Linked DNA regions of Homo sapiens: regions 2 and 3 are each linked to region 1. Evidence: chromatin contacts called from ENCODE Hi-C or POLR2A ChIA-PET data. All regions are on one chromosome and are shown on one strand. The core of a region is the stretch at or near the end of the contact, and the rest is flanking DNA. Distances in the headings are between cores, read along the strand shown.

Region 1 (2,616 bases), core at 1-2,500:
GCTACACAATACATGAAATGTGCTCAGAGGAGAGTGCTCAGAACTGAGAAGCCTCAGGAAGATGGATTTGGGGTGTGTGTGTGTGTGTGTGTATGTGTGTGTGTGTGTGTGTATGTCTGTGTGTTTTAATAGAGACAGGGTCTTACTCTGTTACTCAGGCTGGAGTCCAGTGATGTGATCACAATTCACTGTAAACTCTAATTCTTGGACTCAAGCGATCCTCCTGCCTCGGCCTCCTGAGTAGGTAGGACTACGGGAATGTGCCACCAATTTTTTTTGTAGTGACAAGGGTCTTCCTATGTTGCCTAGACTGGTCTTGAACTCTTGGCTTCAAATGATCCTCCTGTTTCAGCCTCCCAAAGCATTGGGCTTACAGACGTGAGCCACTGCACCTGGACAAATTTTTTAAAACATTCTATTGGGTAAATCTGTTCAATTGTTAATTGGGCTGCCTCAATAAGCAGTGAATGCCCCATCTCTGGAAGTGTTTGAATAAATTTGCATATAAAATTACTGTTATTCAGTCATTTTAATCTACAAGAATGGCAATTTCATATGGTTCAACCTAATATTTGGTGGAAAAGGTAGAGGATGAGTCAAGCAATTGATATTTTAAGAGCAAGTGACAGAAGCACATCTCAAACTGACTTCACCAAAGGGAAGGAGAGGTATTTATTAGTGGAGTGGAAAGCATATTGGCTCGTGTAACTGAAAAGCTCAAGTAAATTTAGCTTCGGGTATGGTTACATCCAGCAGTCTCTCTCTGTCTCTGCCCTGTCCTCCTCTGTGTTGGCTCCCTTCCCAGACACACCTGCCCCTTGTGCTAAGCAGCTGGGCACTAGCGGCTCCAGGCTTATGTTAAAGCAGCTTAACAACCCCAGCTAAGAGTCTCTCCTCACCAATAATTCCTGGGACTAACTCTTATTGAACTGAGTTGGCTCATACACTCCTCTCTGAATCAATAACTAAGCCCTCAGTTATTGACTCAGGGGCAGGGAGTAAAATTACTAATTGGCTTCGCCTCAATTACAAGTTGCCCTGGAGTCCAGAGGAGAGTGGGGTGAGAAAAGAGGATGTTCAGCCACATGGGCTGAAAGTAAAGAGAGGGTGGCTTTCCAATGGAAAACTGAGGTGCTACAGGTTGACCTGAAAATGAAATGGTGTGTTGGTTCTGAATCTATTTGAAAAATAAATAAGTAATAGAAAGATGAAGTGAACCAACCAAGTGAATCACCGGGTGAAAATGTGTTCTAAGCAGAGAGAGCAGCTGGTGCTCATGGGGGAATGAGCTAGGTAGGTTTGAGGAACAGAAACAAGGTCAGTGTTCCATTATCTGTTGCTGCAAAACAAAACGTCATAAACTTAATGGCTAAAAGTAATAACTGTTTTATCTCTTCAATTCTGTAAAATGACTAGACTCAGCTAGAAAGTTCTGCTCCATGTGATGCTAGCTGGCTGCCGTCACGTGGAAGGTTGACTAGGCTGGAACATCCAAGATGGCTTAGTCACATGGCCAGCAGTCAATGCTGCTGGCTGGGGGCTCACCTGGGGTTATGTATGGCCCAGGGCTCCTCAGTTCTCCTCCATGTGTCTTCTCTGTGAAGCTTTTGGTTTCTTACAGCATGGTAGCTAGATTCCAAGAAAGATAGCAAAAGCTGCTAATCTTTTTTTTTTTTTTTTTTTTTTTTTGAGACAATGTCTTGCTCTGTCGCCCAGGCTGGATTGCAGTGGCATGCTCTTGGCTCACTGCAAGCTCTGCCTCCCGGGTTCACGCGATTCTCCTGCCTCAGTCTCCTGAGTAGCTGGACTATGGGCGCCCACCACCAAGCCCAGCTAATTTTTTTATTTTTAGTAGAGACAGGGTTTCACTGTGTTAGCCAGGATGGTCTCGATCTCCTGAACTCGTGATCTGCCCGCCTCAGCCTCCCAAAGTGCTGGGATTACAGGCGTGAGCTACCGCGCCCGGCAGAAGCTGCTAATCTTAAAGCTTCAGCTCAGAAGTCCTGAAACATTAATTTAATCACACACAATCATGGAGCCAGCATATTCAAAGGCCATTACATTAGCGTATAGGAAGGAAAGAAACTGGTGGCCACCATCTTGGCTCCAGCCTTGGGGAGTAGGAGGCTGGGCCATAGTGAAGGGCAGAGTGGTATGCAATGGAATTGGAAAGGTAGGAAGGGGCTGGATCAGGGGTATGGAAACTATAATCCAGAGGCCAAACCCAGCCCACTGCCTGTTTTTGTAAATAAAGTTTTATTGGAAAGTAGCCACATTCATTTGTTTACTATATTGTCTATGGTAGAATCTAATAGCAGAATCGAGCAGTTGCAACAGAGACCATATGGCTCACAAAGCCTGAAATATGTTCTATCTGGTCCTTTACAGAAAAATCTACTGATGCCTGGGCTAAGTCATGGAGTGCCTTATAAGAATTGTTGAGGAGTTTGAATTTTATTCTAAGTGTGATGGGAAGCCACCAGAGGGTTTTAAACCAGTGAGCCACAATATCCCACCTACATATTTAAAAGATCCTCTCTGGGAATGGATTACTGGAGGATAAACATGAAAGCCGGGAAACCAGTTAGCAGACTATGACAATAATCCAGATGAGAG
Region 2 (2,616 bases), core at 42-2,541, 1.2 Mb after region 1:
GAGCCAGACTTTTTTTTTAAAAAAGTACTTCTTGTTTGTTTGTTTTAAGCCCCCGAAGAAACTCACTGACACCACCCAGCGTCCCTAGGGATCACCCATAACCACACAGGGCAGCTGAGGGCAAGCACAGAGTCACAGACAGACAGCAGGGAGCGTGCCTGGTTCTACAACCTTGGCCTCCACGCGGTTCTTGCTGCCAAAGGCAGCGACACCGGAGGTGAAGGGCACCAGCCCTGGCCTAGGACTGGGGTGCGCGTGCCTGACAACGGGGCTTCCCGAAATACACAACCACCTCCTCCTCGCCCAGACCCATATCCATCCTGGCGTCCCTTGAGTCTAGAGAAGTGGGTTAAGACAAGGGAAGAAAATCCCTTACAGAAGAGGAGATCCCCGTTTTCAGTGCTGGGGACTCTCGGCACCCGCGTCCCTGTGCTTCTGGTGGTTCCGGCGCTTCCTCGGAGCGCGCGGCATGTCTGCTCCTACACGTCCAGCACCTCTGTCCCCAGAGCAAACCCACCTCCCAGGGCACACGCAGAGGGGCAGTCAGGCACCGCCTCCACCCTGCCCCACCCAGGCCGCGCGCACCCCGGAAACCTGGACTCCGCGACCAGCTCCCTCCTGTTCTTTTCCGAGGACCCCAGCGGCAGTGTGTCCTGGACCCACCTGTAGCCTCCAAGCTCCCCCACCTCTGCGTCCTTCCTAGGCGCTTCTGAGCCTGCAGAGCCTACGACCCCCAACAGGCTGCTCCGAAGTGCCTCTCCCTACATCGCTCCAGGAATGACTCCCCTACACCCGTTCCCCGCAAAAAAAAGTTGGCCCAAGATCCAGGCGTCCCAAGGATCAGCCCAGGTCCCCATCCGACGCGGGCCAGGGGGTGCTGCTCTGGCAGCTCCGGAGCCCCGGCAAAGAGCAACCTGCAGGGAGGCGCCACGCGCGGTTCCCACTACCCGCCAGAGACCCGGTCCATGGGGCCAAACGGAGGGGCCTGTGCCGGTCGACACCCCAAGCCCTGTCGCGCCCCCCCCGCCGCCTACCGTATGGGACCGGCGGAGGAGAAGGCGCGGTCGCGGGCTCCCTGAGGCAGCGTGTTCCGTCCCGGGAGGAAAGTTTGTGCCATACAGAGGAGGCGGCGCGGGGAGGACTTGGGCGCCGGTGGGTGGAGGCGTGGGCGGTGGCGCCGCGTGGTCGTGTGTCTGTCCCTCCGGCGATCGGTGCGTCTGTCCCTCGCCGGAGCCCGCGGCCGCCGCGCTCTCGCTCGCTGCGCCCAGCGCCCGGCGCGCTCCGGCTCCAGCCCCGACGCGCCCCCGCCGCCGCCGCCGCGCGTCCGCCGGCTACACTTCCTCTTCCTCTGAACTCATGTGCAAAATATGCTACGCTGCATCTTCAGGGAAAGCCTCGCGGCCCCTGACAGCAGCCGCTGGAGCGGTGGGCCCGCCCAGCTCTCCCCGCGCCCCCTCGGAGTTCCGCCCGGTCACCTCCACGCGGCCGAGCTGCAAGCGACCCTGGCAGCCTCAGAACCCAGGGGTCAGGGGCTCATCGATCCTCCCTCCCAGCCCCTCCTAATCAAGGTTGTGTGCTGTCAGGAAGAGCGCCTGGGAGACAAGGATCCTTCAAGATTTGAGCCAGGATGCTGAAAGGGCGACTGCCATCAAGGTGCTGATGGCTGGGGGTGGGGTTGGGGCCGACTTGAGAGAGGACCATTTCTCGACCCCATTCCACAGGTGGGAGCATCCCTAAACATCTCAGGTGCTGCTGAAATTCTCTCTTGCGAGTTAGTGCTTCAGGGAAGGGTAATGCCACTGTCTCCGTTGCCATCCCTTGGTCTACCTACTTAAGATGTCCAGAGGTTTGAGAAGATCTGGAGAATCACCTTGCGTGGCAACTTGAGGCACCCAGGGAGAAAATTATATAAAGAGTGAAGCACTAGTAAACCAGGCTGCATTAGTAAAGTGAAGATGTGAGGCAAGGAGCCATTAGAAAATATTTTCTTCGTAAAACTAAACCAAGCAGAATTACAGTGTAGGGGTTAAGAGGGGGAACTTTAAAGTCAAATAATCAGGGTTGGATTCCTGGCTTTAGTACTTACTGGCTGTGTGACTTTGGGTAAGTGACTTAACTGCTCTGCGCCTATTTGTCACATGGCACTTCTTCGTGGGTTATTATATGTAAAGTGTTTAGCAACCACTCTATAACTTAGCTATTATCATTATTTTAAGGGGGCTAGAACAAGAAGGGTGAGATAATTTAATTAATTATCTCCATTTTCTAATTGGGCAAAGAAGACCCTGTGTGGGCAAAGTTAAGCACTGGAGCACACAGGGTGGAGGGCTGGTTTAGGGGCCCAGCAGTGTTTCGATGAGGTCCTTCTGGCACTAATAACACTCCTCCAGCAAGTAAGGAAGCACTATTTTGTTTTCAGGGACTCTTCCTGTTACCACAGCTTCTCAGAGATTTTCTTCCTTATTTTCTCTTTCCATAGCCTTTCTAGTTCTGTTTTGCTCCCCCTCCCTCACCACTGTTTTGTTTTTATTTGTTTTTCTCCTTTCCCTTTCCACCCCACCTTTTCCTGGTGTCACACTCACCACCACTATCCCCAGTGTCCCCCATTTCCCCCCT
Region 3 (2,616 bases), core at 58-2,557, 1.1 Mb after region 1:
GGAAATAAAAAAGAAAAGAAAAGAAACCAATATGCAGCCAGGCTCAGTGGCTCACACCCATAATCCCAGTGGTTTGGGAGGCCAAGGTGGGAGGATCGCTTGAGGCCAGGATTTCAAGATCAGCCTAGGCAACATAGCGAGACCTTGTTTCTACAGAAAAAAAAAAGAGAGAGAGAGAGAAAGACAAACTAATACACATAAAAGGCAGACACTGAGAAAAGTCTTGCCCTACCAAAACATGTGTGAATTCTGGGTTCGAGCAAAAACATGCACCACCTTTCACTTTGAATTCTAATGTGTGTTGACGTAATGTGTGTTGATGTAGAGTAAGAGCCCCAGAGCTTGATCAACCATGAAGAAATAAAGGAAAGGAAAGGAAAGAGGAGTCAGTCTTAGACACGCAACCTCATGCCTCACAGCTGTCCCTTATGAGCACACCAGCCAAATGCTTTGTCTACCTGCAAAGTGACTTTAAAAGGAGAGAACAAGGAGGAGCTGCTCTGTACTCCCTTTTTAAAATGTGGCACATGCTGTCATTCCTTCTATGATAGTTGGCCAAAAGACAAATCTGATTTCCTTTCCCAGACTTCATTTTAATTTTTATTTTTATGAAAGCAGGAAAAACATACTGCTCTCTCCATCCCATCCTCACTGTTTTTTTTTTTTAAAAAAATTAATATTGTTCCTTTTGAAAGACTAACCCCACTTCTCTTTTCTTAATTAGGCTCAACTGAAATATAGGCATAAGCATTCAACTGGGCAAGCCAAACTGAAAAACATCCCCAAGCCCTGAAAATCTAAATCAAGACCAAACCAATTATAGCATTTTATTTAGGTGGTGTTTATTTTTTGTATTTTTTTAACTGTCAAGTGATTGACAGAATTTATGGTAGGCGCAAAATGTTAAAGTATTTCTAGACTTTGCGGGAAGACATTAAGTTTGTCTATAGCCTCTAAACAAAATTATTTGTTTTCCAGTCATGCCTTTCAGTTTAAAAGTATTGCACTTTTACTAGCCACATCATTCTGGGCATATGCTTCTTCTGAGGAGACATTTTTCTAGCTGAGTTTAATCCAGTGAGTTAAAAGAGGGAAAGAATGTAAAATGGAACTCTCTACTTGCAGTTGGACATGCATTTGTTTTTCATCGCAGGATGCTAGGAAAGAAACCTCTCTGGTTGTCTAACTGTTTGCCTCACCTGTCTGAGGGCTGAGGCCCTGAGGACAGCATGCAAATTTCAACCCCCAACCCCATCCTCTCACTTCCCCTCCTCTATTGAGCATAACTTAGCCGCAACAGGATGCTACCCATTCACCCGTGGAGGCCTTACCTGTCGGTTTTCTTGATCAGGATGGCTCTAAAGATGTGCTCCAGGGGCGTCTTCTCCCGCTCATGGGTGGGCTGCACGAAGGGGTGCAGGGCCGCCAGCGAGAAGCCCTGCTGGTACAGCTCCAGGAGCTGGGCGGGCAGGTCACGCAGGGAGGCCAGCCTCACTGCTGAGGACCCAGGGAGCTCCGCTGGAGTGGAGAGAGGAGAGGCTCATCAAAGACCCATCACAACGCCCACTCAGCCCTGCCCAAACCCCTCTTCCCTTGCCCTCGGGGAGGATCCTCTAGGTCACTGCTAAAATGAGTTTGTCCCAGTTTTTACTGTCTTCAAACAGACTTTATAAGCAGCCTGTCGTTTTCCAAATCACCCAAAGGCATTAATAATTGGATGTCGGCCAGGCGTGATGGCTCAGGCCTATAATCCCAGCACTCTGAGAGGCCGAGGCAGATGGATCGCTTGAGCCGAGAAGTTTGAGACCAGCCTGGGCAACATAGTAAAACTCGGTCTCTCTTAAACAAACAAACAAACAAACAAACAAACAAACAAAAACAAAAAAACCCCCTCAAAATTAGCCAGTGCTTGTGGTCCTGGCTACTCAGGAGGCTGAGGTGGGAAGATCGCTTGAGCTGGAAATGGGGAGGTTTGCAGTGAGCCATGATAGGGCCACTGCACTCTAGCCTGGGCAACAGAGCAAGCCACTGTCTCAAAAATGAAATAAAATAAAATAATAATGGACTGTCTTAGATCTAGAGTCGTCTTATCAGTGATCACAATGAAAAAGTCATTTCCACCCTCTAAAAAAAAACACACAGAAATAAAGAAAGAAAGGAAGAAGGGAAGGGAAAAGAAGAAAAATACATTGAGCAAATATAAAAATACTAGGTGGCAAAAAGCAGCATAAACAAAGTCAAAAGACAAACTGGAACAAAATTTCTGTGACCCTTAAGACAAAGGGCTAATTTCCTTAAATTTGCAAAACACTCCCCACCCCAAAATAATTTTTAAACGGGAAAAATATATGAATAGGCAATTGCCTTAAAAGTGTAAAAGGCTAACCAATATTTGAAAACACACTTTAATTCAGCATTAGAATTACACAAATAAAAACCAGGAATATTTTCACCTATTGAATTATTTTAAAATTTGGATTTTTAATTTATTTATTTTTGAGAAGGGCAAACAACGTTCAAAAGTCAAAAGGTACAAATGTGTATTCAGTGAAAAGTCTACATCCTAGCCCTATCCTCTACCTCCTACATTTATTTCCTTAGAGGAAATCAGTATTA

Evidence for each region. A loop is a pair of places that touch in the nucleus more often than their neighbours do. ChIA-PET counts read pairs that join two places held with the same protein, here RNA polymerase II (POLR2A). Pooled maps may share reads with other maps.
Region 2: a loop to region 1 is called in a pooled map, with 13 times the contacts of the local background. The contact joins the promoter of RFTN1 here to the enhancer-like site in region 1. A Hi-C loop is called at or near these places in 3 of 37 single-sample maps with no recorded cell type and 2 of 50 pooled maps.
Region 3: a loop to region 1 is called in a map with no recorded cell type, with 4 times the contacts of the local background. The contact joins two enhancer-like sites. A Hi-C loop is called at or near these places in 1 of 37 single-sample maps with no recorded cell type and 2 of 50 pooled maps. POLR2A ChIA-PET finds 5 or more read pairs at or near these places in 1 of 52 experiments (activated B cell).

Annotation. Positions count from the first base shown.
Region 1 is chr3:15,344,466-15,347,081 of GRCh38, forward strand. No RefSeq gene overlaps it. Among named protein-coding and RNA genes, the nearest start is that of SH3BP5, 13 kb to the left of the region's middle. Within about 2 kb of position 1,251, at least 8 of the 41 ENCODE cell types and tissues checked have a DNase peak (open chromatin) inside an H3K27ac peak, as active enhancers do.
Region 2 is chr3:16,512,408-16,515,023 of GRCh38, forward strand. It overlaps RFTN1 (raftlin, lipid raft linker 1), which reads right to left and starts at 1,292. Exons shown (of 10, transcript NM_015150.2): 1 at 1,035-1,292. RefSeq lists enhancers at 1-141, 692-771 and silencers at 1,062-1,421, 1,452-1,521.
Region 3 is chr3:16,432,520-16,435,135 of GRCh38, forward strand. It overlaps RFTN1 (raftlin, lipid raft linker 1), which reads right to left. Exons shown (of 10, transcript NM_015150.2): 3 at 1,332-1,518. Among named protein-coding and RNA genes, the nearest start is that of RFTN1, 80 kb to the right of the region's middle. RefSeq lists a silencer at 1,206-1,335. Within about 2 kb of position 1,308, at least 3 of the 41 ENCODE cell types and tissues checked have a DNase peak (open chromatin) inside an H3K27ac peak, as active enhancers do.